2 separate regions of the Homo sapiens genome follow, and region 2 is linked to region 1. A link is an interaction called in ENCODE POLR2A ChIA-PET data of the cell type or tissue named here. Cell type or tissue: OCI-LY7. All regions are shown on one strand. Each heading gives the region's core, and the rest is flanking DNA. Links, peaks and the distances in the headings are about the cores only.

Region 1 (15,152 bases), core at 2,790-10,789:
CATGTGCGGACACATGTTTGGGGTGTGTGTGTGTGTGTGTGTGTGTGTGTGTGTGTGTGTGTGTTTGGAACAGGGTCTTGCTCTGTTGTCCTGGCAGCAGTGCAGCAGTGACGTCTCTGCTTACTCCAGCCTCAAACTCCCAGGCTCAACCCATACTCCCACCTTAGCCTCCCGAGTAGCTACAGAAACTTCAGGTGTGTGCCACCACTCCTGGCTAATTTTGGGATTTTCTGTAGAGATGATGTCCCAATATGTTGCCCAGACTGGCCTTGAACTCATCGGTTCAAATAACCCATCTGCCTCGGCCTCCCAAAGTGATGGAATTACAGGTGTCAGCCACCAGGCGAGGCCAGTTCCTCTGTTTTTTGTTTTGGGGGATTTTTTGGATGTTTGTTTTCTGTTTCTTTGTTTTTAATGGAAGAGATATTTAAGAGACACCTCACAAAGGAAGATTAAAAAAATGAGTCATACACATGAAAAAGTGCTTATCGTCTTTCCTCATCAGCTAAATGCAAACTTAAACCATGAGGAAATACTACATACCCAGAAGAATGGCTAGAAGTTAAAAAATAATCATCGTAATAGGTGAAAAGTACCAAATGCTGCCAAGGAGGTAGCCTCATAACGCTTTCACATGGTTGATGGGAGGAAAATAACCTAAATGTCCAACAGCAGTGGCTGCTTGGATAATCTAGAGCTCTACCAAACAATGGAACAATAAAAATGGTGTTGTGGGCTACTTCCTCTTTCATTCCACTCCAGTTTCTCCAGGCACACAAGCTCCAGCTCCACTCACGAACGCATGGCCTCATATTCCCCAAGCAGCTTCTTCTGAAAGTCTCTTCTCTTAGAAAACGCTGCCAGCGCGCCCCTGCTGTTCAACCCCCAGGCCCACTGTCAACCCCAGACAGCTCGACTGCCTCACGTCTCTCTGAGGTCGCCACCACACCTTCTGTCAGGACTCCCATGCCCGCTTATGCCACCACATCAGGCATGAAAACTTCCTTTTCTTGCTTCTCTCTCTCTCTCTCCCTTTTTCTTTCTTTTCTCTCTTTCGAGACTGAGTCTTGCTCTGTCTTCCAGGCTGGAGTGCAGTGGCGCAATCATAGCTTACTGCAGCCTCGACCTCCTGGGCTCCAGCCGTCCATCCATCTCAGCCTTCCAAGTGCTGAAACGTCCTTTTCTTGTGTGCTCATGCCCATTAGCCAAGCTCGAAGGGACGCATGGAGGAAGCTCAGAATTACCATGAGAAATAAAATGCGGCCTTGTGTGGTGGCTCATTGTGGTGGGTCAGAAAACGCGTGCAAGTTTCCGTAGTGTAGTGGTTATCACGTTCGCCTAACACGCGAAAGGTCCCCGGTTCGAAACCGGGCGGAAACAGAATCTTATGCTTTTCATCTCATTACTTCAAATTTATTACAAGAAAACTAGCCTGGAACACCCCACCACTATCTCCACCTGGTTACGGAGAAAAGGCCATCAAGGGTATTTATACCGTTGCCTTTCCTCAACGGTTGAGGCACCTGGGAAGAACTGAACCCACCTCACTTGCCCTGGACAGCGGCGCCGACGAACTTCGCACAAAGCCCGTCCGCTGGACGGCTGCGCGCTGCCAAGTGGAATCCAGATCCCGAGCATGCGTGGGGCCCAAGGCGAGTTCCAATGAATCCTCCTTTTGCAACCCATGGGGGGACAAAATGGAGAAATCACAACAAGTTGGCAGAGGTGGAATTCGAACCCATGCCTCCGAAGACACCGGCGCCTTAATCCGGAGCCTTAGACCGCTCGGCCTTGCTATCTTTCTCCTGGCCGTATACTTACATATTTCCTTTCTTTATACAACATCGCTAGGGTCCCCGGGCCAACAAGGCGTTGGGGCGAATCCACAGGGCATTGCAGAACCACCGCCTTGCAGTACGATTCTCTGGGCCAGAGGCACCGGCTGGGAAACGGCTCCACCAGCGCCCTGGCGGAGAAGATTCGAGAAGCGCAGGCCTCGGGATCTGCTTTGGGGGGTCACTCAAAGTCACCCACATCGGCCCTCTTTGGGGAGCCGGCGTGAGTGCTGGGGAAGCCTTCTACCCTCTCACTTTAAAGAAAGATAAACAAACCAGGGCCGGCCAAGAGCGGTGGCTCACGCCTGTAATCCCAGCACTTTGGGAGGCCGAGGCGGGCGGATCACGAGGTCAGGAGATCGAGACCATCCTGGCTAACATGGTGAAACCCCGTCTCTACTAAAAATACAAAAAATTAGCCGGGCGAGGTGGCGGCGCCTGTAGTCCCAGCTACTCGGGAGGCTGAGGCAGGATAATGGCATGAACCCGGGAGGCGGAGCTTGCAGTGAGCTGAGATCCCGCCACTGCACTCCAGCCTGGGCGACAGAGCGAGACTCCGTCTCAAAAAAAGAGCAGAGAGAAACCCTGTACATCCATTCCCTTTTTTTTTTTTTTTTTTTTTTTTTTTTTTTTTTTTTTTTGCTGTGAACTGTGTTCCTGAGTAGAGGTTGGTTAAGCTCTGACACCAGAATTTTCAGGTGTACGGCTAAAGAGCATTGCTCTTGCAAAAGTACCCATGATTCTCCAGATCTTTTGTTTTACTTCAAAAACATCTTCTAATCCTGACAGAGTCTTCACAGAGAAGTGTTTGTTTGTGGTGAGGTCCAACTCACCTTTTTTTTTTTCCTGTTTGGTGTCAAGTCAAAGAACTCTTCACCCAGCTCTAGGTCTAGATTTTCTCCTATGTCTTTTTGAAGTTGTATAGTTTTAAATCTGACATTAAAGCCCATGATCTCCTTTGGGTTCATTTTTGTCTCAGCTGTGAGGCTTGGCTAAGGTTCATTAGTTTGGCCTATGGCTGCTCCAGCACTGTTTGTTGAAAACACGATCCTTTCTCCATTGTATTGCTTTTGCACTTTTATCAAAAACTACTTGAAGCATGGTGCGTGGCTGACGCTTGTAATCCCAGCACTTTGGGAGGCTGAGGTGGGCAGATCCCTTGAGGTCAGGAGTTCCAGACCAGCCTGACCAACATGGCGAAACCCGGTCTCTACTAAATATACAAAAATTAGCCGGGTGTGGTGGTGCAGGCTTGTAATCCCAGCCATTTGGGAGGCTGAGGCAGGAGAATTGCTTGAACGCGGGTGGTGTAGGTTGCAGTGAGCTGAGACGGCACCACTGCACTCCAGCCTGGGCGACGGAGTGAGACTATGTCTCAAAACACAAAAACAACACAAAACAAAAACTACTTGAAAAGAAAATATTTGCAAAGGACATATTTGACAAAGGACTTGTAGCTGGGCTATATAAAGAATAATCAAAACTCAGCACTGAGAAAAAATCCTACATATTAAAAGAGTGAAAGAAGGAAAGAACACGATAAATGCAATTGACGCGGAAAAAGTATTGGACAAAATTCAACACCCTCTCGTGACTAAACACTCAACAGGCCAGGCGCGGTGGCTCACGCCTGTCATCCCAGCACTTTGGGAGGCCTAGGTGGGCAGCTCACTTTGAGATTTCATCTCAAAAAAACCCCAAAAAACAAAAAACATTCAACCAACTGGTACATGAAAGCATACTATTAACGGAGCAAAAAGGCAACCCACATAATGGGAGAAACTGCTAGCAAATTACGTGACTGATAACTGATGAATATCTAGAATATGTGAAAAACTCCCACAACTCAACAACAAAAAATAAATAACCCAATTAAAATATGCACTGTGGCTGACGCCTGTAATCCCAGCATTTTGGGAGGCCAAAGTGGGTGGATCACTTGAGGCCAGGAGTTCGAGACCAGCCTGGCCAATATGGTGAAACCCTGTCTCTACTAAAAGTACAGAAATTAGCTGGTCGTGGTGGCACGTGCCTGTAGTCCCAGCTACCCGGGAGGCTGAGGCAGGAGAATTGCTTGAACCCGGGAGGCGGAGGTTGCAATGACCCGAGATTGCACCGCTGAACTCCAGCCTGGGTCACAAAGCGAGACTCCATCTCAAAACAAACAAACAAACAATAAAATAGAGGACAAAAGAGTAGAATAGACAGTTCTTCAAAGAAGATATAGAAATGGGGATAAGCACATGGAAAGATGCTCAGCATCATTAATCATCAGGGAAATGCAAATCAAAACCACAAGAAGATACCACCTCACAGTCATTAACATGGCTATTTTCAGAAAAACAGGAAATAACCAAATGTTGGTGAGAACGTGAACGAATTGGAACCCTTGTGAGTTAATGACAGGATTGTAAAATGATACAGCCACTGTAGAAAATAGTTTTACGGTCCCTCAAAACTTTAAACAGAATTACCATATGATCCAGAAATTCTACTTCTGGGTATAAACACAAAAGAATTAAAAGCAGGGAGTGGAAAAGATATTTGTACAGCAGTGTTCATAGCAGCATTATTCACAACAGCCAAAAGGTGAAAACAACCAAAATGTCCATCGAATAATTGAGTGGATAAAGAAAATGTAGTGTATACACATGATGGGCTATGACTCAGCCTTAAAAAGGAATGAAGTCCGGACATATGCTACAACATGGATGAACCTTTAATCTTACACAGACTGAAGTAAGCCAGACACAAAACAGCAAATATGGTGTGATTCCACTTATGAGGAATAGTGTGGTCAGATTCACAGGGATAGAAGAGCAGGAGTTACTGGGGCTGGGTGAGGAAGGAACAGGGAGTTGTTGTTTAATGACTATACTGTTTCTATATGGGATGATTAAAACATTGAGGCTAGTGGTGATGATTACATAAGAATGTGAATGTACTTAATGCTATTGACATGTACATTTCAAACTGTTGAAATGGCAATTTATGTTGTGTATATTTTATTACAATTTCTAAAAAGAGAAAAAAATCCATTTAGAAAATGGGCAAAAACATGAGGAGACATTATATAGAAAGGGAAATGAAGGTACCAAATAAGTACATAAGGTGTCCAACAGCACTAGCCATTCAGGAAATGCAAATTAAGACGAAAGGGAGCTATCACTATACACCTATTGGAACGGCTAAAATTAAAAAACAGCCAGGCGTAGTTGTGCAAGCTGTGATCTCAGCCATCCCAGAAGCTGAGGCGGGAGGATCACTTGAGCCCGGGAGTTCAAGAGCAGCCTGGGAAGCACAGTGCGACCCTCCCCTTACCCCTGCCCGGGCAGTCCCCCTACTCCCCACCTCTACTGCCCCCTGCCGGTGTCTCAAAAAAATGAGATAACATCAATGCCAGCAAGAGCGCAAAGAAACCAAATCTCATAGAAGGCTCGTAGAAATGTGAAAAGACACAGCCACTCTGAAAATAGATTGGTCATTTCTTCAGAAACTAAAAATGCACTGAGCATATGACCTAGCAATTGCATTCAACCATTTATCTCAGAGAAAAGCAATATAATAGCCAAACTGAAAACAATGCAGACTTTCACCTGGTGGATGATTAAACAAACTGTGGAATATTTATAGCTTGAAATGCTACTCATCAATAAAAATAAATGAATTACTGTATTGATACAATTAGAGTGGATCTCAAGGGAATTATGCTAAATGAAAAAAGCCAGTTGCTAGAGGCCACGGGCTGTATTATTACATTTGTATAACATTCTTGACATAACAAATTTTTAGAGACATTAAACAGATTCGTGGCTGTCAGGAGTTAGGAACTGGAGGACAAGGGACGCTGTAGGGGTGTGTGTGGCTCTAAGAGTGTGGTGCTGGCTGTGATAATGGAACAGTTCTGTATCCTGATTGCGGTGATAGTCACAGGGAGCTACACGTGATAAAATTGCTGTGTAGAGAAACATACACGCACACACACACACACGAATCCATGTATAACTGGAGGGGTCCCAGTAAGCTCTGTGGATTGTACCAATGCCGTTTTCCTGGTTTTGTTACCGTGCTACAATTATGTAAGACGTCATCACTGGGAAAGACCAGTGCCTGAGACCTCCCTTTAGTTTTCTTTGCCACTTTCTGTGAAACTATAATTGTTTCAAAATGAAAAATTGGTTTGCTTTAGGTTTTATGTTTTCCTTTTTCTTTCTTTCTTCTTCTTTTTTTTTAAATAGACCTGGGGTTTTGCCACATTGCCCAGGCTAGTCTCAAACTCCTGAGCTCAAGCAATGTACCCACCTCCGCCTTCCACTGTGCTGGGATTACAGGCGGGAGCTACCGTGCCTGGCGTGGTTTTTTCTCTTTCTTTCTTTCTTTTTTTTAAGATGCCAGATTCTAAATTGGCACGCGAGGGCAGTTCCTCGTTTTTGGTTTTTGGGGATTTTTTGGTTGTTTGTTTTTTGTTTCTTTGCTTTTAATGGAAGAGATATTTAAGAGACACCTCACAAGGGAAGATTTAAAAAATGAGTCATACATATGAAAAAGTGCTTATCGTCTTTCCTCATTAGCTAAATGCAAACTTAAACCATGAGGAAATACTACATACCCAGAAGAATGGCTAGAAGTTAAAAAATAATCATCGTAATAGGTGAAAAGTACCAAATGCGGCCAAGGAGGTAGCCTCATAACGCTTTCACATGGTTGATGGGAGGAAAATAACCTACATGTCCAACAGCAGTGGCTGCTTGGATAATCTAGCCGTCCATCCATCTCAGCCTTCCAAGTGCTGAAACGTCCTTTTCTTGTGTGCTCATGCCCATTAGCCAAGCTCGAAGGGACGCATGGAGGAAGCTCAGAATTACCATGAGAAATAAAATGCGGCCTTGTGTGGTGGCTCATTGTGGTGGGCCAGAAAACGCGTGCAAGTTTCCGTAGTGTAGTGGTTATCACGTTCGCCTAACACGCGAAAGGTCCCCGGTTCGAAACCGGGCGGAAACAGACTCTTATGCTTTTCATCTCATTACTTCAAATTTATTACAAGAAAACTAGCCTGGAACACCCCACCACTATCTCCACCTGGTTACGGAGAAAAGGCCATCAAGGGTATTTATACCGTGGCCTTTCCTCAACGGCTGAGGCACCTGGGAAGAACTGAACCCACCTCACTTGCCCTGGACAGCGGCGCCGACGAACTTCGCACGAAGCCCGTCCACTGGACGGCTGCGCGCTGCCAAGGGAATCCAGATCCCGAGCAAGCGTGGGGCCCAAGGCGAGTTCCAATGAATCCTCCCCCAGCCTCCTGCTCGGCCCCTGCAGGCCCCGCACCCGCCTTTCCCCTGCAGCCCCGTGCGCCCTCGCGCCGCCTCTTCCACATCTCCCTGGGCGGAGGCCCCGCTCCATCGCGCAGTGCCGTCCACCGTTGTCCGCCTGTGTGGCCTCGGTCTTCCCTTGTTCCTCACCCCCACCCTTCCCCTCTGGGGAGCAGGATCCGTGCGTTTTGTTTCCTTCGTGCTGTGTCCCCTGGGCCTGGAACTGAGCTGCCTTGGCACAGCTGTAGATTCCGTGAGTGTTTCTTCAGTCGTACCCAGTGCTAGTGCGGGTGTTAATTGCTCTGACCCTGGTCACCCGCCCGTAAGAAAGGCGCTGCTCTCACCCCATTCTACAGACGAGGAACCGCCCCTCCCGGGGTTGTGTAACTCGCACCTTGACAGCCAGCGCAGGAGCTGACCCGCCCAGGCGGCCCCTGCAGAGGCCCAGCACACTCAACACCGCGACCCTCCTGCGGCCCCGAGCGCTCGCCGACAGCAGCTTTTCTCTCCTAGATTTAAAAAGACAGCTGTGGAAAATAAAAGCCAGTGCCCCCATCTCCTCAAGGACCAGGACTTTGCACATGACACACAAAACACAGCAGCACACACTGGCCCCTCCTGCAGACGCACATTACTGGGTGGACGTGCCGGTGTTGAGTGTTGGCCGTAAACGATCCTATGACGGATCCTCATTTCGTTTCTGTAACATGCACTTTTCGTTTTTTAAACCCATCCATTGGCAAGGTCTCCATTCCGGCAGTTTTGGATTGGATGACTTCCATCACGTCCCTCCCAGCTTCAGTCTCGCGGTGGTCGCTCATCTTCATTTACTTGGCATCTCCGTAAATTTACTCACATCTTGATTATTTATACAACTACTTTAGCTTAATTACAAGCAACACTAAGCAAGAACTTCAAGTTTCAAGGTGCAAGTTACCTGCTCTCCAAGGCTGCATTAAAGCATTCTGTAAACATTAATTATGCTCTGGGCCACAGGAATCATTTTGCACACTGCAACGGTCACTCAGCTGATCCCTGGGGAACACTAACTGCCTCGCTGCTGTGTTTGGGGGTCTGTTTTTATGGTTTAGCATTCCATAACAGCTTTATTGGGGCACAGTTCAATACAATAAAGTCCACTCACTGTAAGTTTACAGCTCAATGATTTTTAGTCACCGCATAGGATTCTGCAACCATCACCACAATCCAGTCTTAAAACAGTTCCGTTACCACAAAGATTTCCGACATGCCCATCTGCAGCCAGTCCTGGCTCTCGGCCTCAGTGGTACAGAAGAAGTGATCTGCTTTCTCTCTGTTTTCATCTGCCTTTTCTGGAAATGTCATATAAATAAATGGTGGTAGTGGAATTGCTAGTTTCAAGTTTCACTTTCTATACCAAAAAGTTAAACATAGGGTTACTATACAATCCATCAATTCCACTCCTAGGTATATATAAAAGTGAGTTGAAAACCTTGGTTCACATAAAAAATGTACACAAAATATATATGGTATCATTTTTCATTATAGCGAAAAAGTGGAAACAAAGGCTAGGCAAGGTGTCCCATGCCTGCAATCCCAACACTTTGGGAGGCCAAGGTGGGTGGACTGCTTGAGGCCAGGAGTTCCAGACCAGCCTGGGCAACATAGGGACCAAGTCTCTACAAAAAATACAAAAATTAGCCAGGTGTGGTGGTGTGCACCTATGGTCCCAGCTGCTTGTGAGGCTGAGGTGGAAGGATCACTTGAACCAAGGAGGTGGAGATTGTAGTGAGCTATGATGGCACCTCTGTACTCCAGCCTGAGTGACAAGAGTGAGAATCTCTCTCAAAAAAAAAAAAAAAAAATTGGAAACAACATAAATGTTCATTCTTTGATGAATGGATAAACAAAACGGCATATTCATCTAATGCAAAGATGTATTAATTTACTTATTTGTTTATTTATTTGGAGACAGGGATTCACTCTGTCATCCAGTAGCATCCAGTAGCAGTGCCCTGGTGTGATTACAGCTCACTGCAGCCTTGATGCCCAGCAAACTTTTTTTTTTTTTTTTTTTTTTTGTAGAGACGTGGTCTTGCTATGTTGCACTGGCTGGTTTCCAACTCCTGGCCTCAAACAATCCTCCTGCCTCAGCCTACCAAAACGCTAGGATTGCAGGGGTGAGCCACCATGCCTGGCCTATTTGAAATGTTTAATTAAAAAGCAAAAAATGAACAAAAAGAATTTGGGCCCACATATATGCAGTTATTTGATTTTCACCAAAGGCACCAAAGCAATTCAATGTGGAAATAGCGTCTTTGCAACAAATGGGTTCAGGAGCAGCTGGATATCCATAGGGGAAAGAAATTAACCTTAATTCCAAACTCATACCATAACAGAAAAATTATATGAAACAGAATTTACACTTAAACAGACAAGCTGAAATTTAGGAGTTTCCAGAATTAAAAAAGACATAGGAGAGTCTTTTTTTTTTTTTTTTTTCTTGGAACAGGGTCTTGCTCTGTTACCCAGACTGGAGTGCAGCACCGAGATCTCTGCTCACTGCAGCCTCCATCTCTCAGGCTCAATCAATACTCTCACCTCAGCCTCCCGAGTACCTACAGAAACCGCAGGTGAACGCCACCACTCCCAGCTAATTTTTGAATGTTCTGTAGAGATGATGTCCCAGTGTTGCCCAGACTGGTCTCAACTCATGAGCTCAAACAATTCGCACACCTCGCCCTCCCAGAGTTCTGGAATTACAGGTGTGAGCCACCACGCCAGACCAGTTCTTTGTTTTTTGTTTCTTGGGGTTTTCTGTTTGTTTATGTGTTTTTTTCTTTGCTCGTTTTTAACGGACAAGATATTTAAAGAGACACTTCACACAGTAAGATAAACACATGAGCCATAAACCCATGAAAGAGTGCCCATCTTTTCTCATCAGCTGAATGCAAACTTAAACCATAAGGAATACTACATACCCATAAATGGCTAGAAGTTAAAAAAGTAATAATCAATGAAAAGTGCCAAATGTTGCCAAGGGTGTAGCCTTCATAACGCTTGCACATTGTTGGTGGGAGGAAATTACCCTAAATGTCCGACAGCAGTGGCTGCTAGGAAAATCTAGAGTTCTACCAAACAATGGAACAATAACAATGGTGTTTTAGGCTACTTCCTCTTTCATTCCACTCCAATTTCTCCAGACCCACGAACTTCAGCTCTACTCACGAACGCGTGTCCTCATATTCCCCAAGCAGCTTCTTCTAAATGTCTCTTCTCTTTGAAAATGGTGCCAGCGCGCCCCTGCTGTTCAACCCCCGTGCCTACTGTTGCTGCCACATCCTCTCTCAAGACTCCCGTGTCCACTTATGCCACCACATTGCACATGAAAACTTCCTTTTCTTGTTTCTTTCTTTTCTCTCTTTCGAGACAAGATCTTGCTCTGTCGCCCAGGCTGGAGTGCAGTGCTGCAATCATAGCTCAGTGCAGTGTGGACCTCCCGGGCTCCAGCCGTCCTCCCGCCTCAGCCTTCCAGGTGCTGAAACGTGCTTTTTTTGTGTGTTCATGCTCATTAACAAAGCTCAAAGGGACGCATGGAGGAAGCTCTGAATTATGATGAGAAATAAAATACCGCCCTGTGTGGTGGCTCATTGTGATGGCACAGGTATCCCATGCAGGTTTCCGTAGTGTAGTGGTTATCACGTTCGCCTCACACGCGAAAGGTCCCCGGTTCGAAACCGGGCGGAAACACCTCCTTCTGCTTTTTACCTCATTATCTCAGATTTGTTACACTGAGGACTTGCCTACAACACTCCACCGCTATCTCCACCTGGTTAAGGAAAAAAGGCTATCAAGGGTATTTATACCTTTGCCTTTCCGCCTCAACCATTGGAACCTGGGACGAACTGAACCCACTTCACTTGCTGTGGACACCAGCGCCGACGAACTTCGCACAAAGCCCGTCCACTGGACAGCTGCGCGCTGCCAAATGGAATCCAGATCCCGAGCAAGGGTGCGGCCCAGGGAGAGTTCCAAGGAACTGGGGGACAAAATGGGCAAACCACAACAAGCTGGCAGCGGTGGGATTCGAACCCACGCCTCCGAAGAGACTGGAGCCTTAATCCAGCGCCTTAGACCGCTCGGCCACGCTACCTTCCTCCGGGGGTTCACCTGCATCTTTTCCTTCCTTATAAAACATCCCCAGGGTTCCCGGGCCAACAAGGCGTTGGGGCGAATCCACAGGGCATCGCAGAACCACCGCCTTCCAGCAGGATTCGCGGGCCAGAGGCACCAGCTGGGAAACGGCTCCACCAGCGCCCCAGCAGAGAAGATTCGCGACGCGCAGGCCTCGGAATTTGCTTTGGGGGCCACTCAGAAAGTCAGAAAGTCACCCACATTGGCCCTCTTTGGGGAGGCGGCGTGAGAGGAGGGGAAGCCTTCTGCACTCTTTACTTTAAAGAAAGATAAAAAAATAAACCAGGGCAGACCCCGTCAGTTCCGGGCCGCGTAGTCCTGCAAAGTCTCACTCTGTGCCCCAGGCTGCAATGACACGATCTTGGCTCACTGCAACCTCCGCCTCCCGGGTTCAAGCAATGCTCCCGCCTCAGCCTCCCAAGTAGCTGAGATCACAGGCGCACACCACCACGCCCGGCTAATTTTTGTATTTTTAGTAGAGACGGGGTTTCACCATGTTGGTTAGGCTGGTCTCGAACTCCTGACCTCATGATCCACCCGTCTCGGCCTCCCAAAGTGCTGGGATTACAGGCGTGAGCCACCGTGCCCGGCCAATAAAAAGTATATTAAACTATCAAGAGAAAAAAATCAACAGGCCAGAAACGTAAGGTCTGTTTCTGCATTCTCAGTTCTGTTCCACTGGTCTATATGCCTATCTGTATGCCAATAACATTCATCTTGATTACTGTAGCTTTATTTTATTTATTTATTTATTTATTTATTTATTTTTTGAGACGGAGTCTCGCTCTGTCGCCCAGGCTGGAGTGCAGTGGCGCGATCTTGGCTCACTGCAAGCTCCGCCTCCCGGGTTCACGCCATTCTCCTGCCTGGTTACCAGAATACCCGTCTCTACTAAAAATGCAAAAACAAAATTGGCCGGGCGTGGTGGCGGGCGCCTGTAGTCCCAGCTACTCCGGAGGCTGAGGCAGGAGAATGGCGTGAACCCGGGGAGTTGGAGCTTGCGGTGAGCAGAGATGGCGCCACTGCACTCCAGCCTGGGCGACAGAGAGAGACTGCGTCTCAAAAAAAATAAATAAATAAAAAAAAGAAAGAAAGAAAAAGAAAAAAGAAAAGAAACTCCTGGGCTCAAGTGATCCTCCTGCCTCAGCCTCCCAAAGTGCTGGGATTACAGGCATGAGCTACTGTGCCCAGTCTGTTTTGTTGTTTAAGATTACTCAAGATTTTTCTACATACAGGATCATTTTTCTCTGCTAATAATGACTGTCTTACTTCTGCTTTTCCTGTCTTGTGCCTTTAGCTTCCTTTTCTCACCTCCAGTACTCCGTGAAATACAAATGGTGAGGGTGATATCCTTGTCATCTTCCAAAGCTTAAGGAGGCTTTTTCACCATAATGTTACTGGAAAGAGGTCCCATTCCAGATTCCAAGAAAGGATTCTTGAATCTCGAGCAAGAAAGAATTTGGAGGCCTGTAATCCCAGCACTTTGAGAGGCTGAGGTGGGTGGATCACCTGAAGTCAGGAGTTCGAGACCAGCCTAATCAACATGGTGAAACCCCATCTCTACTAATAATACAAAAGTCATCCGGTCATGGTGGTGCATGCCTGTAATCCCCACTACTTGGGAGGCTGAGGCCGGAGAATCGCTTGAACCCGGGAAGGCGGAGGTTGCAGTGAGCCGAGATCACACCATTGCCCTCCAACCTGGGTGACAAGAGCAAAACTCCATCTCCCCCCGAAAAAAAGAATTCGGGAAGTTCATAAAGTGAAAGCAAGGTTATTAAGAAAATAAAGGAGGCCGGGCGCGGGGGCTCACGCCTGTAATCCCAGCACTTTGGGAGACCGAGGCAGGTGGATCATGAGGTCAGGAGATCGAGACCATCCTGGCTAACATGGTGAAACCCCGTCTCTACTAAGAATACAAAAAAATTAGCCGGACGTGGTGACAGGCACCTGTAGTCCCAGCTACTCGGGAGGCTGAGGCAGGAGAATCCCTTGAACCTGGGAGGCGGAGGTTGCAGTGAGCCGAGATCGCGCCACTGCACTCCAGCCCGGGCGACAGAGCGAGACTCCTTTCCAAAAAAAAAAAAAAAAAAAAAGAAAAGAAAAAAGAAAGAAAGAAAATAAAGGAATAAAAGAATGGCTACTCCACAGGGAGAACAGCCCCCAACGGCTGCTGTTGTCCATTTTTATAGCTGTTTCTTGATTATATGCTAAACAAGGGGTGGATTATTCATCAGTTTTCCAGGAAAGGGGTGGGCAATTCTTAGAACTGGGGGTTCCTTCTTGTTTTAGACCATATAGGGTAACTTCCTGGCATTGCCATGGCATCTGTAAACTGTCATGGTGCTGGTGGGAGTGTCTTTAGCATGCTAATACATTATAATTAGCATGTAATGAGCAGTGAGGATGACCAGAGGTAGCTTTTATCCCCATCTTGGTTTTGATGGGATTTGGCCGGCTTCTGCACTGCATGCTGTCTTATCACCAAGGTCTTTATGACCTGTATCTTGGGCTGACCTATCTTATCCTGTAACTTAGAATACCAGACTTACTAGGAATGCAGCCTAGTAGGTCTCAGCCTTTTTTTATTTAAACAGCCCTTATACAAGATGGAGTCACTCTGGTTTAAATGCCTCTGACAATAAGAATAATGTTCACTATAAGTCTGCTGTAAATGTACTTTATCAAATTGAGGAATTTTCCTTCTATTCTTAGTTTTTTAATTTCTTTTTTGTCATAAAAAACATGACTTTGCCAAATGCGTTTCTGTGTCTATTACAATGATCTTGTGGGCTGGGTTGTAGGGATGGCGGAGAAATGGGGAGACGTTGGGCAAAGGCTATGAAGTTTCAGGTAGACTGGATGGAAAAGTTCTAAAGAGCTATTGTATAGCATAGTGACTACAGGTAATAATACTGTGTTGTATTCTCAATGAAAAGAGTCAGGCGCCTGCCTGTAATCTCAGCTACTCAGGATTGCTAAGGCAGGAGAATCGCTTCAACCCGGGAGGTGGAGGTTTCAGTGAGCCGCGATCGCGCCACTGCACTCCAGCCTGGGTGACAGAGTAAGACTCCTTCTCAAAAAAAAAAAAAAAAAAAAAAATGGAGTTCGTAAGTTCATTTTGAATGAATACCTGGCATGTAGAAGGTGCTTAAACAAAGAGCAGATAACATTTAAAAAGCATCAGGAATATTCTTATAGGATGTAGATTTTCAGATCCAAATGCCAGCAGTTCATTCTGGTCGATGAGAGGAAAATATTTTGCATTGAGGCTATCCCAGGAAAGCAAGGACACAAGGCCACGGGGAGCAACCAAGGACCATGACAACTTCTGAGAAAAATAAGTTTTTAAAGAGAAGCCCCTGCCATTTGGAAGCTAACGGGCACTCACAGCCTGCTGGACATAAGCAGCCCCGCAGAATACAGCCCTGGACAGGGCTACTCGGAGGCCGAGATTAAATTAGACCACGCGAGGCCACTTCGTCACTGCACCGAAGCAGGGGTGGAAGCAAGCTCACTGCACCAGCCACAAAGCACCAGACATCCCACCCAGACAAAACCAGTGGCTGTTACTTCTTCACCAATGACAGCTTTAAAAAGCCGCTCCTGCCAGTCACGGTGGCTCACGCCTGTAATCCCAACACTTTGGGAGGCGAAGGTGGGCGGATCACCTGAGGTCAGGAGTTCAAGACCAGCCTGGCCAACATAGTGAAACCCCGTCTCTACTAAAAACACAACAAATTAGCTGGGCGTGGTGGCAGGAAGTCAGGGACCCTGAATGGAGGGAACAGCTGGAGCTGCAGCAGAGGAACATAAATTGTGAAGATTTCAT
Region 2 (15,152 bases), core at 4,408-12,407, 51 kb before region 1:
GGAGCTAAACACTGGGTAGTCATGGACGTAAAGATGGCAACAAGGGATGCTGGGGACTCCTAGCGGGGAGGGAGGAAGGGAGAGGGTAGGGTTGCAAAGCTATAGGGTGCTATGCTCAGCACCTGGGTGAGGGGATCGTTCATACCCCAAACCTCAGCACCACACAATATACCCAGGTAACAAACCTGCAGATATACCCCTTGAATCCGAAATAAAAGTTGAAATTATTAAAAAGAAAATAGAAGAAATGCCCCACCCTCCTGTAGGCCTTTCCCCTGCCACATGGATAAGGCAGGATGGTGAACCCCTGTTGACCAACGATGAGGCCAGATCCAGACCCTCCAAATTCCCGATCTTCAACTCATGAGTGACTAGCTGAACTGTTTGTCCGCACTGACCAATCTGGATAAAATGCCTGTTGACTTGTCCATACTTTAGTCAGGCTTCCTGGTTCCCCACAGGCTGTGACCTTGGCCCACCTTGAGCAGCATGGGAACCCCTCTAACAGCCCCTCCTCAGAATCTCAGTTTCAGGAGAACACTCCCCGGTGCACTGTCCCATCTGTCACTGCTCATCCCGCCCCACCTGCCGCGGTCTTTCTAGCCTTGCTGACGCCTCCCTGCAAATGTGAAGCCCTTTCTGTAGCCTGGGACAGGGGTTCTTGCTGTCAAAGGATGGACCTCCTACTGCAACAGCCCCCTCCCTACTGCAGGGGGCTCTCCTCAGGCTGGAGTGCAGTGTTGCCATCTCAGCTCACTACAGCCTTGACCTCCTAGGCTCAAACAATTCTCCTGCCTCAGCCTCCCCAGTAGCTGAGACCACAGCTGCTTGCCACCACACCTGGCTAATTTTTGTATTTTTCATAGAGACCGGGGTCTCCCCATGTTGCCCAGGTGGGTCTTGAACTCCTGGGCTCAAGTGATCCACTTGCCTCAGCCTCCCAAAGTGCTGGGATTACAGGCATGAGCCACACACCTGGCTGAGAGTGTGTTAAGATACTTAAAATCTCAGGCCAGGCGCGGTGGCTCACGCCTAAAATCCCAGCATTTTGGGAGGTCCAGGCCAGAGGATCCCTTGAGGCCAGGATTTCAAGACTCACCCGGGAAACAAGAGGAAAACCTAGTCTCCACAAAAAATAAAAGAAAAACTTAGCCACAGCGGCAGTGAGCTATGATTGTGACACTGCACTCCAGCCTGAGCCACAGAGGAGAACCTGTCTCAAAAAAATAAAACATAAATAAAAACGCCTATCTCTGGGCTCCCCCTCAGAGTCTGTTTGCTAGGTCTGGGCTGGGGTCCAGGAATTTCCATTTCTAACAAGTTCCCAGGAGATGCTGCTGCTGCGTGCAGAACCTCAGCCCCAGGGGAAGGTAGCTTTCTGTGACTTGCTGTTTACTACTTGTTAAAATTCACTGAGACATTGGATGATAAGGTGTAGCCCTGTGGGGTTGAGATCTAAATGATTCTTGTTGTGTATAAAAGATAGCCCAGCAGCTACAGGTTTATTGCCTTGGAATTTATTAACCTGTTTTGTATCAAACTTAGCATTTGTATCCATCCTTCTTCCTCCCTGAGTGCATAACCCCACTTCTCTAACTCCCCGTGACTCAGACTCGCCATCCTGACAATTCCCTCATCAATGAGCTATACGCCTTTGCGTGTGTTTGCTGTATAAGTACATGACATATTGATGAGATACACAGTATGTATATGTGTTGTTAATGTTTCAAAGATTATGCTTTCATGGCAGAAACATCTATATATATGCTCCAAGACATGTATGGTTGTTCCTTACATCACCATAGTATAGGAAACCTGGAAGGAAACAATTCAAATGTGATCACTAGGGGTGTGGGTACACAGCACATGGTCTATCCACGTTATACACTCAAAAATAGTGAAGTGTGGGCCTCTAGGCATGGCAGAGGGCAGAAGCTGGCAAATCTGTTCCCACACCCAAAAGTATAAAATGGGACAAAATTGTCAAGAGCGATCATTTCAGAGCTCTCAAAATTGACCAAAGGCAAATCATCAAATGGAGAAACATATACTCATAATAAAAAGCTGCCAGAACTTCTAGTTAGAACAGCAGGACTTTGCAGCCTTCTTGCCTGGAGCTGCTGTCATTCTGGCACCCTGCCCTGATATCCTAGGCTGGGCCGGCCTTGAAAACCAGTAGTCTCACCCGCAAAGGGGGCTGATTTAATTTGGAACTGGGAAAAAAACTCAGACCTGCTGATGAGACGGGATTGTTCCCTTGATTTTGACCCCCTTCATGGGTGGGTACTGGAGAGGCTCGTTTCACTCAGCCTGCTGGGTGGCGGGTCGGGGGGTGGGGAACACTGCGTCTATGAAAACATTTTAAAAATTGCCATGTATGGTGGCTCCCACTTGTGGTCCCAGCTACTTGGGAGGCTGAGGTGGGAGGAACATTGAGCCCAGGAGTTTAAGGTTGCGGTGAGCTGTGAGTCCACCACTGAATTCCAGCCTGGGCAACAGAGTGAAGCCTTCTCTCAAAAAAAAAAAAAAAAAAAAAAAAAAAAATTGCATCGTGTGAATATACTGATATGGGAGGTAGAAAGAAATTATTTAGGCAGATAGTGAGGGCAAAAGAGTCCTTGGCAGAATTTCCCTTCTAACAAAAAGCAGCCTCCAAAATCATTTCTTTTCTAACAAAAAGCAGCCTGAAAAATAGAGCTTGAAACATAGAGATAAGCCAGCTGGAAGCCTGCACAGGGGAACGCTGGCAGCCGTGCCAGTAGAAAAGGGCCAGACATGTCCCACACGGAGGCTCCATCCTCCCTTTTTTGGTTACCACATGTACAGTAATAAAGAAATGGGCAACACGCTGTTCTTCTTGTTATCCTTCCGTGGCTACTGTAAAGCATTTAGAGACAGTAACAAGGAGGGAGCACGTTCTTCCACCTGGGCAACACGCTGCTCTTCTTGTTATCCTTCCGTGGCTACTGTAAAGCATTTAGGGACAGTAACAAGGAGGGAGCACGTTCTTCCACCTGGGCAACACGCTGCTCTTCTTGTTATCCTTCCGTGGCTACTGTAAAGCATTTAGGGACAGTAACAAGGAGGGAGCACGTTCTTCCACCTGGGCAACACGCTGTTCTTCTTGTTATCCTTCCGTGGCTACTGTAAAGCATTTAGGGACAGTAACAAGGAGGGAGCACGTTCTTCCACCTGGGCAACACGCTGTTCTTCTTGTTATCCTTCCGTGGCTACTGTGAAGCATTTAGGGACAGTAACAAGGAGGGAGCACGTTCTTCCACCTGGGCAACACGCTGTTCTTCTTGTTATCCTTCCCTGGCTACTGTAAAGCATTTAGAGAGAGTAACAAGGAGGGAGCACGTTCTTCCACCTGGGCAACACGCTGTTCTTCTTGCTATCCTTCCGTGGCTATTGTAAAGCATTTAGAGACAGTAACAAGGAGGGAGCACGTTCTTCCACCTGGGCAACACGCTGTTCTTCTTGCTATCCTTCCGTGGCTATTGTAAAGCATTTAGAGACAGTAATAAGGAGGCAGCACGTTCTTCCACCTTCTGGGTGCTGCTGAGCATCTTTCTGGGAGCAGTGGCCATGCTGTGCAAAGAGAAAGGGATCACCGTGCTGGGTTGGAACGTGGTGTTTGACATCTTGGTGAGAGGCAAATTCAATGTTCTGGAAATTGTCCAGAAGGTACCACATAAGGACAAGTCATGAGAGAATCTTGGCATGCTCAGGAACCGGGACTCCTCTTCAGAATGACCCTGCTCGCCTCCGGAGGGGCTGGGATGCTCTCCGTGCGCTGGAGGATCATAGGCCCGGGCCCGCCGGCCTTCACCGAGGAGGACAACTGGGCCTCCTTTGCTGACCGCGTGCTGGCGAGGGCCATAAACGACAATTACTCCTATTCATTGAATGCCTGGCTGCTGCTGCTGCGTCCCTGGTGGCTGTGTTTTGATTGGTCAGTGGGCTGCAGCCCCCTCATGAAGTCCCTCAGCGACTGGAGGGTAACTGCATTTGCAGCGCTCTGGTTCCGCCCAGTTGGCCTCATACGCCAAGCCCTGTGCTCTGCAGACGGCCACCAGAGAAGGATCCTTACTCTGCGCCTGGGATTGCTCGTTATCCCGTTTCTCCCCGCAAGTAACCTGTTCTTCCGAGCGGGCTTCGTGGTCCCGAGCGTGGGGTGCTGTGTGATGCTGCTTTTTGGATTCGGAGCCTGCGCAAACACACCGAGAAAAAGAAGCTCATCGCTGCCGTGGTGCTGGGAATCCTACTCAGCAAGATGCTGAGAGGCTGAGATGCGCGGTGCGCGGCGGCGAGTGGCGGAGCGAGGGGCGGTTTTCAGAGGCGCTGTGTCTGTGTGTCCCCTCAGTGCTGAGGTTCGCTGCAACATCGGCAGAAACCTGGCTGCTAAAGGCAACCAGACGGGCGCCATCAGATACCACCGGGAAGCTGTAAGCTTAAATCCCAAGTATGTTCATGCCGTGAATAATCTTGCAAATGTCTTAAAAGAAAGGAATGAGCTACAGGAAGCTGAGGAGCTGCTGTCTTTGGCTGTTCAAATGCAGCCAGACTTTGCTGCTGCGTGGATGAGTCTAGGCATAGCGCGGAGCAGCCTGAAACGCTTTGAAACCGCCAAGCAAAGTTACCCGACGGCGAGTAAACAGAAGGAAATACCCAGACCGTTACTACAGCCTCCGGCGTCTGCTGATCTCAATCGCCAGGTGGACGCCTTCAATGCGTGGAGAAATGCACCGAGCTGAAACCAGCGCGCAGCCTGGCCTGGAACAACGTGGTTACACTGCTCACGACCCAGGTAGTGCAGCCCAAGCCGAGGCAGTTGGAAGAGACGCGCTGGAATTAATACCTGATGATCACTCTCTCGTGTTCTCCTTGGCAAACGTGCTGGGGAAATCCCAGAAATACAAGGAATCGGAAGCCTGACTCCTCAAGGCAATTAAAGCAAATCCAAATGCTTCAAGTTACCGTGGTAATTTGGCTGTGCTTTATCATCGCTGGGGACACCTAGACTCGGCCAAGAAACGCTATGAAGTCTCCTTGCAGCTTCACCCCACGGCATCAGGAACTAAGGAGAATGCAAATGCAACAGAAAGACGCTGATCCTTTTTCCTTCATGTTTGGAGTCTGAGTGTGTGTGTGCATGAGCATATCTTTAATAGTATGTGGTTACATTTAACCATTTAAAAGTCTCAGACATGTGATTTTATTGATTTTTTTCGGCGCAAAAAGATGATAGCACCAGCAATATACTCTTGAATGCTTGATATGATTTTTTCATTGAAATTGTATTTTTTCAGACAACTCAAATGTAATTCTAAAATTCCAAAATTGTCTTTTTTAATTAAACAGAAAAAGAGAAAAAAATTATCTTGAGCAACTTTTAGTAGAATTGAACGTACATTTGGGATCTGAGCCTTGTCGTGTATGGACCAGCACTATTAAACTTCAATTATGACCAAGAAAGGATAGACTGACTCCTACAATTTGTATAAATATTGAATGTGTCTGTATGTTAGCATTTTTATTTAATGAAAAAGCAAATTAAGATTCTTGTTTTTTTAATCTCTCTTTTTTTAAAGCAATATACTGTGAACTTCGTTTGTAAGAAAATATTTATTTGTATTTTTATGTCTGGAATAGGGCAAATAATCGAACGAGGAATGGAAATTTTAACATGTAGTACAGCTACATGCTGTTCCCCACAGGAAGAAATTGACTCTTGCAGTAGTTTTGGATGCTCTGACTTGCACAATTTCAATACATAGGTGGTTATGCATAATCGATTACTATCAATAGAAAGTTCAAGCCATGCTTTAGGCAAGGGCAGGCAGCCTCACATCTTTATGTTTGTTACATCCAGGGTGAAGAGGGCAACACATCTGTGCAAGTTGCTTTTGAGTGTTTTTAACTGAAAAGCTGTTTTCCATTTTTGCTTAATGAAACTACAGAAATTACTCTATCCAGAAAATGCAAAATTTTCTCTCAAATGGAGCCACATTTATGGTATTTTTAAGAATTGAGTTGTTCCTGCTGTTTTTTATTTGATCCAAACAATGTTTTGCTTTGTTGTTCTCTGCATGCTGTTGACCTAATGATTTATGCAATCTCTGTAATTTCTTATGCAGTAAAATTATTACACAAACTAGCAAAAAAAGAGAAAGAAAAGAAAAGAAATGGAGAACACGGGGCAGCTCAGGCAGAGAACCCATCTGCGTAATAAAAGATTAGTATGGGGACTACCAGAGATTTGTGGCCTATGCAAATGGCACGCCTGGTCCACCCAGTTTTTCTCGCCCGATGTAGATCAGACACCACCTCCTCACCAGCTCATCAGTAACACCCCCTGCATTTCACTGTGGATCCAGGAGCCCATTTTTCTGAGACCCCTCTCTGTAGCAGAGTGGTTATCTTTCTTTCACCTATTAAACTTCTGCTCTTGGCCAGGTGTGGTGGCTCACACTTGTAATCCCAGCACTTTGGGAGGCCGAGGTGGGCAGGAGGTCAGGAGTTCGAGACCAGCCTGGCCAACATGATGAAACTCCATCTCTACTAAAAATACAAAAACTAGCCGGGCGTGGTGGCACACGCCTGTAATCCCAGTTACTTGGGAGGCTGAGGCAGGAGAATTGCTTGAACCCGGGAGGCAGAGGTTGCAGTGAGCTGAGATGGCACCACTGCATTCCAGCCTGGGTGACAGTGAGACTCCATCTCAAAAACAAAACAAAACAAACAAACAAAAATCTTCTGCTTTTAATCTCACTCTTTGTGTGTTCACATCCTTGATCTCCATCACCATGAGACAATGAACCTCGAGTATTATCCCAGACAACGAGGCCGCTTCAATACACATTTGGTTTATCCATTCATCAATTGATGGACATTTATGTTGTTTCCACTTTTTGGCTATCATGAACAATGATACCATAAACAGTTGAGTACAATTCTTTACATAAACACGTTTTCAATTCTCTTGTGTATATACCGAGGACTGGAGTTGATGGGTTGTATAGTAACCGTATGCTTAACCTTTTGGTATAGCAAAGTGAAACTTACAACATAGCAATTCCACTCATATCGTTTATATGAATGGAATTTATATGAAATTTACAGGAAAGGCAGATCAATACAGACAGAAACCAGATCACTGGTTGTCTAGGTTGGAGGCTGAGAGCCAGGGTTGGCTGCAGATGGGGATGCAGGAAATTTTTCTGACAAAGGAACTGTTTTAAAAGTGGATTGTGGTGATGGTTGCAGAACTGTATACAGTGACTAAAAATCATTGAGCTGTAAACTTACAATGAGTGGATTTTATTGTATTGAACTGTGCCCCAATAAAGCTGTTAGGGAATGCTAAACCATAAAAACAGACCCCCAAACACAGCAGCGAGGCAGTTAGTGTTTCCCAGGGATCAGCTGAGTGACCGTTGCAGTGTGCAAAATGATTCCTGTGGCCCAGAGCATAATAATGTTCACATAAGGCTTTAATGCAGCCTTGGCGGGCAGGTAACTTGCACCTTGAAACTTGAAGTTCTTGCTAGTGTTGCTTGTAATTAAGCTAAAGTAATTGTATAAATGATAAACATATGAGTAAATTTAAGGAGATGCCAAGTAAATGAAGGAGATGAGCAACCACCATGAGACTGAAGCTGGGAGGGGCGTGATGGAAGTCATCCAATCCAAAACTGCCGGAATAGAGACCTTGCCAACAGATGAGTTTAAAAAACGAAAAGTGCATGTTACAGAAACGAAATGAGGATCCGTCATAGGATCCAGTTTATGGCCAACATGGGCGCATCCACCCAATAGTGTGAGTCTGCAGGAGGGGCCAATGTGTGCTGCTGTGTTTTGTGTGTAATGTGCAAAGTCCTGGTCCTTGAGGAGATGGGGGCACTGGCTTTTATTTTCTACAGCTGTCTTCTATAATCTAAGGAGAGAAAAGCTTCTGTTGATGAGCACGCGGGGCTGCAGGAGGGTCGTGGTGTTGAGCGTGCTGGCCCTCTGCAGGGGCCGCCTGGGCAGGTCAGCTCCTCCGTTGGCTCTCAGAGTTTGAGTTTCACAACCCCTGGAGGTCCTGGTTCCTCCTGTAGAATGGCTCTGTCCAAATTTCCTCTTATAAGGACACCAGTCAAATTGGATTTGGGCCCACCCTAGTGACCTCATTTTTGTATAATCACCTCTTTAAAGACCCTATCTCCAAAAACAGTCACATTTTGAGGTCCTAGTGGTTGGAGCTCTAAGATATGAATTTTGAGGGGGACGCACTTCAGCGCTAGCAATGTCTTTCAGGCCTCAGGACTCCAGCTGAGCAGCGAGGCAGAGTCCAGATGGCAAAGGGAGGCTCTGGAGGGTTTCACAAATGGGACCATCCTGTGCCACTTTAGGCAAAAGGTGGAAGGAAGTGATCTTCTGGGGCTGCTTGGCTGGTTGTTCCAATGAATCCAGGAGAAGCAACCAGGTTAGCTTTGCCTTTGCCCTTTGGAAATCCATTTGGATTCAGTTCCAGTGTTGCATGGGCCTGGAGGCTGTGCCAACGTGGGTCCAGGGCACAGTTTAGGGACCTGCTCTGTGACCACAGGCCAGCCATTCCCATCTCTGAGCCTGTTTCACATCAACAAAATGAGAGGGTGAATTAAATGATCTCTAAGGTCCCTGCTCACCTGCAGTCACAGAGCAGGTCTGGGATTCCATCTGGCAGCGTGCAGCTGTGGAGTGGGCGGGCTCTGTGCCGAGGTCATCCTTGCAGTGTCCACAGCAAGTGAGGTGGGCTCAGTTCTTCAAAGGTGCTGATGGCTGATGTGGGAAGGCAACGGTGTAGATGCCTTTTTCTCCTTGCGCCTCTGTAACCAGGTGGAGATAGCAGTGGGATGTTCTAGTCCCTAATGTCACAAATGCGAAGTAATGAAGGAAAAAGCGGAAGGAGCCGTTTCTGCCTGGTTTTGAACCGGGAACCTTTTGCGTGTGAGGCGACATGGGACTTTGTAATACTTGCTTCCCTTTTGTGTATGCTTAAAGTTTTCTATAATAATGGTTTAAAATATTCACAGGCAAGTTTTTTTTTTTTCCAACTTCCTTACCAAATCCTTTCCCATCAAGTTGTTCATTCAACTTATGGGGAGATTTTGCATCATACATGTGACAAATCTTCATTCCAATCAGGTGGTCAGTGTTTCCTGCCTGTGTGAATATGAAAACTTGCTTTAAGCTAGGCATGGTGGCTCATGCCTGTAATCCCAGCTACCTGGAAGGCGGAGGTGGGAGGATCACTTGAGCCCAGGAGTTTGATGCTGCAGAGAGCTATGACTGCACCACTGCATTCCAGCCTGGGCAACAAAGAAAGACCCAATCTGTAAAAATTAAAATATTTTAAATTTCAGCCGGGGAGGATGGCTCACACTTCTCATCCTGTAATTTGTTTGTTTGTCTGTTTTTGAGACAGGGTTACGCTTTGTTACCCAGGCTGGAGTGCAGTGGCACAAAACCAGAATACTGCTTATCAGACAACTGTTTTCTCATTAAGACTCCTCACATCTGATGCCCACCAAGCCACTTCCAACTTCTCAAATCCAGATCCTAACACTCATACACATCTACCCTTGATCTTCCACTTCTGAAATACTGCAGAACGTGGTCATGGTGGTGTTTACCTTTACTGCATAAGGAATAAACTTGGCCTTGTTTGATCAGCAGGTTTTCCAGGTGGACTTTTTTTTTGAAAAAGTTAATAGAGAATAATTTTAATTCCTAAAAGCTTTGAATATTTTTTCTTCTCCTATGCATGGTTGCTCTAGTAGATGATCACAGATGCATTTGGGTGAAGGTTGAGAAGACTTACAGTATATATTCATTTAAAAATAATTCTAAAATTAATTATTGCCCATGACCCAGATGGAAAATTACTGTGCATTATTGTGCAGTTAATCAGACGGTGACTCAAACCACAGTGGCTGTTACAGATGTGCTCATCCTTAGTGGAACAAAGCAGCATAGCTTTTTATACCTAATATTCAGATTTTTTGTTTTTTTTTGAGATCCAGTCTCTCTCTGATGCCCAGGCTGGAGTGCAATGGTGTACTCTCTGCTCACTGCAACCTCCGCCTCCCGGGTTCAAGCAATTCTCCTGCCTCAGCCTCCGGAATAGCTGGGATTACAGGCGCCCGCCCACCACCACGCCTGGCCAATTTTTGTATTTTTAGTAGAGACGGGGTTTCACCATATTGGCCAGGCTGGCCTTGAACTCCTGACCTTAAGTGATTTACCTGCTTTGGCCTCCCAAAGTGCTGGGTTTATAGGCATGAGCCACCACCCCTGGCCCTAGTATGCACTTATTGACATGAAAAACTATTTTTCCTCTGTAACAAGTTGTAAGGCCCACAAAAAGCAGCTGTGTGCATTCCAGGACCACAACAGTGCGTCTCAACAATCTTGCCTCAGGACTCCATCGTTTCTCCTCCTGCGCAATATAATCCACAGAGATCTTAATCATCTTAACATGCCATAGAACACCATGCTTTGTGGAACAACTCAGATGCTTGCTCAGTGGACTATGGACAAAGTGGTTGCGGTTGTAGGGACAGAGGTTATCCACAGGTGCACCAACACGGATGGGTCCTCACCAAGCTGACCTGGTTACCACTACCACTGAGTGGCCAACCTTCCATCAGCAGAAACTCATTCTGGGCCCCAACATGGCACCTTTCCTTTTGCTACTAGCCTCCTAGAAGCAGGCTTTTATATTGGATCCCTTTTGTCATGAACGGCATAGCAATTTGACCTCACTGCGATAGACACCTTTTCTAGATTTGAATTTGCCTTCCCTGCCCACGCACATCTGACAGCACCGCCATCTATGTGCAGAATGCCTCAGATACCCCAGAGTGTTCTGCACAGCATCTCTTCTGATCAAGGAACTTGTTTTCTAGCAGAAGAAGGGCAGTGATGGGCTTATGTCTGTGGAGCTGACAGGTCCTGTGTTAGTCCATCGCCCGGAAGCAGGTGTTCTCATTACGATACCAACTCTTTTACAGTGTCAGTTCAGAAGCAAGACCCTGGAAAGACGGGGGCAAAGGACATAGGGAATCCAAAGTGAAGAAGAAGGTTCTAAATACCAATGATGTCTTCATGATCAATTGCCATGTTGGGGTGTGTGTGCGTGTGTCCCTGTGTGGAAGCTAATTTGTCCTCTCCCCCTCCTCTTATTGCTTTACATACCCCTGGTGGTGGAGGCTACCGTTCAGTCAAGATCGTGACTGTACATGAGGGATGACAGTGCCCACCGTTCAGTCAAGACCGTGACTGTACATGAGGGATGACAGTGCCCACAGGCGGTGCCACGGCTGCCAAAGGGCAGCGTGTGTGGACGCGGACACATTCTTAGGAAAAGCAAAATGTCCCTGCTGTTTAGTGGAAGTTCAGCTGTGAGTGAAATGCTGTGTGGACACTGAATGGCCACAGGAGGGACCTGCACCCGCTTTTAAGCAGTTGCCTCAGCCTGCAGCCCACACTCCTGTCATCTGAATTGTGTTGCTAGGGCTGATTTGCTGTCGGGGCCCATCAGTCTCCGCCAGGAGGACACTAGAAGGAGGCTGTCAGCCAGCAGGAGCGGAAAGAAACCAATCCTCATGACTTCCTGTTTTTTCCTGTCAAAATCGTCCCAGCAATGTTTCTTCATCCTGGAAGTTGGCTCCATGCTGCAGATTTTACTTTCACACTTCCGCACTCGTCTCATCCTGCCCTTAGAAAAACACGCAGCAGCCGACTGGCCCCCAAGCGTCAGCAGCCGGGACCTGAGGCCCTCTCTGAACACCTAGAGTGTCAGGAGCAACCACACAGCAGCTGCTCCTCGGAAGCCTGGGCCCAGCTTTGGAGGCCGCTTCTTCTCCCCCGCCGGCCCCCGTGCTCCGGGGGTACCACAAGGCAGGGCCAGGCAGCCCTCCAAGGTCAGGGAGATGCTTCTCCAGGGCCTCTGCTGAGCTCGGGATGCCATGGTCACTGCCTGCCCCCAGATGTTTGAGCTCCAAGGATCCCTAGTGTTCTTGTTTTGGCCATTCAGTTCTCCAACATCTGGTTAGCAATTTTGTTTAATTTTTGTGTTTTTTTAGACACGGGGTCTCGCTCTGTCACCCAGGCTAGAGTGCAGTCAGTGGTGCAGTTCTCTTACTGTAGCCTTGAACTCCTGGGCTCAAGCCGTCCTCCCTCCTTAGCCTCCCGAGTAGCTCGGACTGCAGTAGCTAGGACCAGGCTGGTCTTGTACTCCTGGCCTCAAGTGATCCCTCTGCCTCAGCCTCTCAAAGGGCTGGCATTACAGGTGTGAGCCACCGTGCCTGGCCAGCAATTCTTTATGTTAAACTTTCTCTTAAAATAACTGACGTGATTTTGTTCCTAAATGGACCCTGACTGATATATAAGTTTCAAAATAATGGCTCAGTTTATCTCCTTATTTCTTTTCCAGTCTTCATGCTCCAAGAGAGATACAGTTTTAAACCGTTAAAGAACTTGAAGTGCTAAAATGAATCACAGCTGCCACAGCAAACTTGACATGTGAACAGTGCTTTTAAAATGCTTCCATTTATATTACCTCACTTGATGCTCTCTTCTTGCATTCATTCAATAATGTTTTATTGAGCAACTGCTACTTATAAGGCACAGGGTCTGGTACTGGTAATACACTGTGAACCCCCAACCTTTGAGACAGATATCAGTTAATTTAGAAAGTTTATTTTGTCAAGGTTGAGGACGTGCACCCGTGACGCGGCCCTCCGGAGGTCCTGACGACACGTGCCCAAGGTGGTCAGGGCACGCTTGGTTTTATACATTTTAGGGAGACATGAGACATCAATCAATGTATGTAAGAAATACACTGGTTCCATCCAGAAAGGCGGGGACAGCTCGAAGCAGGGAGGGGGCTTCCAGGTCACAGGTAGGTGAGAGACAAATGGTTGCAGTCTTTTGAGTTTCCGATGAGACATTCCAAAGGAGTCAATCAGAAGCTGCATCGATCTCAGTGAGCAGAGGGCTGACTTTGAAAGAATGGGAGGCAGGTTTGCCCTGAGCAGTTCCCACCTTGACTTTTCCCTTTATCCTCGTGATTTTGGGGGCCCAAGATATCCTCCTTTCATAACACACACAAAAAAACAAGATATTCCCCCCACGAGGATAACTACTAAACTGCAGGGATTTATTTTTATTACTTAAAGGAGGTTTTATAAAGCCTCTAATTGAACATAGAAAAAGGCAAAGAACTGTCCAAAAAGAGTTATAGGGACTCAATTTCTGCCATTTAGAAAGTTTCCACTTAAGATATCCACATTTGTTAGTCTAAGTCATCAATTAAATAATTTAGAAAGAATAGAAAAGGAACAGGAACCTAGAACTTAGTAAGCATCCAATAAAAGACAGCTATTACCAAGAAGAATTAAGAAATATAGCACTAAAGGGCAGAAAAACACAAAAAATAAAATAAAGAAAATAAAAAATAGAGTAAATTTAGTCCAAGGATGTCATAAACAATCAACAATGACAATAATAGCAGCCGTTGCTTCTTCATGGAGCTTTAGATTGACACATTGTGATCTTTACAAAATCCCTCAGAGCACGAGTGTCCTGATTATCTTTTTTTCCTTTTTTTTTGGTACAGAAATGTTCATAATGGCTTTTCTCATGATGGCCAAAACCTATAAACCATCCAATGACCATCAACAGGTGAATGGAAACAGACACTCACAAAGGTTGAGTGACTTCCCAATGTGACACAGGCAAGAAGGGGCACAGCAGGCACCAGACTCTGGGGTTCAGTGCTGGCTGCCAATCCTGCAGCGGTCCAGCCCCTTCCTCAGTGCCCCCATCACCTCCCCATTCCTCAAGCTGTAAATGAGGGGGTTCAGCATGGGAGTAAGGACTGTGTAGAAGATAGAGGCCACCTTGTCATGGCTAGGGGCCCGGTAGCGCCTAGGCCTCAGGTACATGAACATGGCTGCCCCATAGAAGAGGGTGACAGCTGTTAGGTGGGAGGAGCAGGTGGCCAGGGCTTTTTTCCAGGCCTGAGCAGAGCGTATTCGGAGCACAGCCCCTAGGATGCAAGCATAGGAGGCCATGATGATGGAGAAGGGAAGGAGAAGCATGAAGACACAGCAAGCAAAGAGGAGGGTGTCAAAAAGGGAAGTGTCTGCACAGGCCAGCTTCAATAAAGCTTGTACCTCACAGAAAAAGTGATCCACGCTCCTTGAGCCACAGTAAGGTAAGCCCATGGCTGCCACCATCTGAATCACTCCATCTATTATCCCAAAGGCCCAGGAGCTCCCAGTAATCTGGAGACAGACCCTCTGATTCATGAGGATGGGATAGTGAAGTGGGTGGCTAACGGCCACGTAGCGGTCATAAGCCATGAGTCCCAGCAAGAGCCCCTCAGATCCCACAAGAGAGACAAAAAAGCCAATTTGTATGCCACAGCCCACAAAGGAGATGGACTTCCTGCCAGACAGGAAGTTGGCTGCCATCTTTGGCACAATGTTACAGACCAACATGAGGTCCATGAGGGAGAGCTGGCTGAGGAAGAAGTACATGGGGGTGTGAAGTCCAGCGTCCAGGTAGATGAGGAAGATGAGGAGGACATTCCCACAGAGGGCCACTGTGAAGACCACCATAACTGCAGAGAAGAGGACAAGGTCAGTCTGGCTGTGGGAAAAGATGCCCAAGAGGAAGAAGCCATCTGTGTAGGACTGGTTCACCCATCTTCCCATGGCTTAGTTGTTCACTGTCACCTGAGAACATAAGAGAAATTATAAGATTGAGTGACATGTCTCTATTGTGCTCCAAATTCTTCAGTTCAACAGCGTATGCTCTGAGAGATGCAGGAGGACACTCGTATTCCTGTGACACAGGTGACAGGACCTCTGCCAGCTCTGGAATTGGACTACACATCTGTATTTGTGCATATCCATACCCAGAGAGTGGACATAGGATCATTTCATGAGACCCAGGACTGTTGGACAATTCTCTTTTGGCCAGCAAAGCCCAGGCTTTCCACATGGCACTGCCTCTTAGCTGGGGTCACATGGATTTGGTCAACTGTCTCTAACATGCCTTGGTCTATTTCATGCCTGAGAGATCATTACATGTGTTACAAAAAGGAAAGATCAAGC

Evidence for each region. ChIA-PET counts read pairs that join two places held together with the same protein. Peaks named below come from ENCODE experiments on the same cell type or tissue, not always from the same donor. Only the 100,000 strongest peaks of a DNase experiment are listed, where the experiment ranks them.
Region 2: POLR2A ChIA-PET joins it to region 1 with 9 read pairs; 5 of 35 experiments call an interaction of 5 or more read pairs at or near these places.

The regions. Positions count from the first base shown.
Region 1 is chr5:181,162,847-181,177,998 of GRCh38, forward strand. It overlaps TRV-AAC1-3 (tRNA-Val (anticodon AAC) 1-3), which reads left to right and starts at 6,764; the gene lies at 6,764-6,836. It overlaps TRV-AAC1-2 (tRNA-Val (anticodon AAC) 1-2), which reads left to right and starts at 1,308; the gene lies at 1,308-1,380. It overlaps TRV-CAC1-4 (tRNA-Val (anticodon CAC) 1-4), which reads left to right and starts at 10,804; the gene lies at 10,804-10,876. It overlaps TRL-AAG1-3 (tRNA-Leu (anticodon AAG) 1-3), which reads right to left and starts at 11,279; the gene lies at 11,198-11,279. It also overlaps the pseudogene TRL-AAG7-1. RefSeq lists silencers at 703-997, 5,028-5,117, 10,830-10,909 and enhancers at 6,655-7,385, 7,386-8,115, 10,430-10,569. In OCI-LY7, for the core only: CTCF peaks have their summits at 5,214 (motif pointing left), 5,423, 10,433 and 10,634; DNase peaks (open chromatin) are centred at 5,205, 6,793, 10,435, 10,755 and 2 weaker places; H3K4me3 peaks cover 4,694 bases; H3K27ac peaks cover 3,482 bases.
Region 2 is chr5:181,110,555-181,125,706 of GRCh38, forward strand. It overlaps OR2V1 (olfactory receptor family 2 subfamily V member 1), which reads right to left. Exons shown (of 4, transcript NM_001258283.2): 4 at 12,568-14,771. The coding sequence starts at 14,750. The coding sequence ends at 13,803. It also overlaps the pseudogene LOC729707. Among named protein-coding and RNA genes, the nearest start is that of OR2V1, 13 kb to the right of the region's middle. In OCI-LY7, for the core only: no CTCF peak of the experiment used is centred there; no DNase peak of the experiment used is centred there.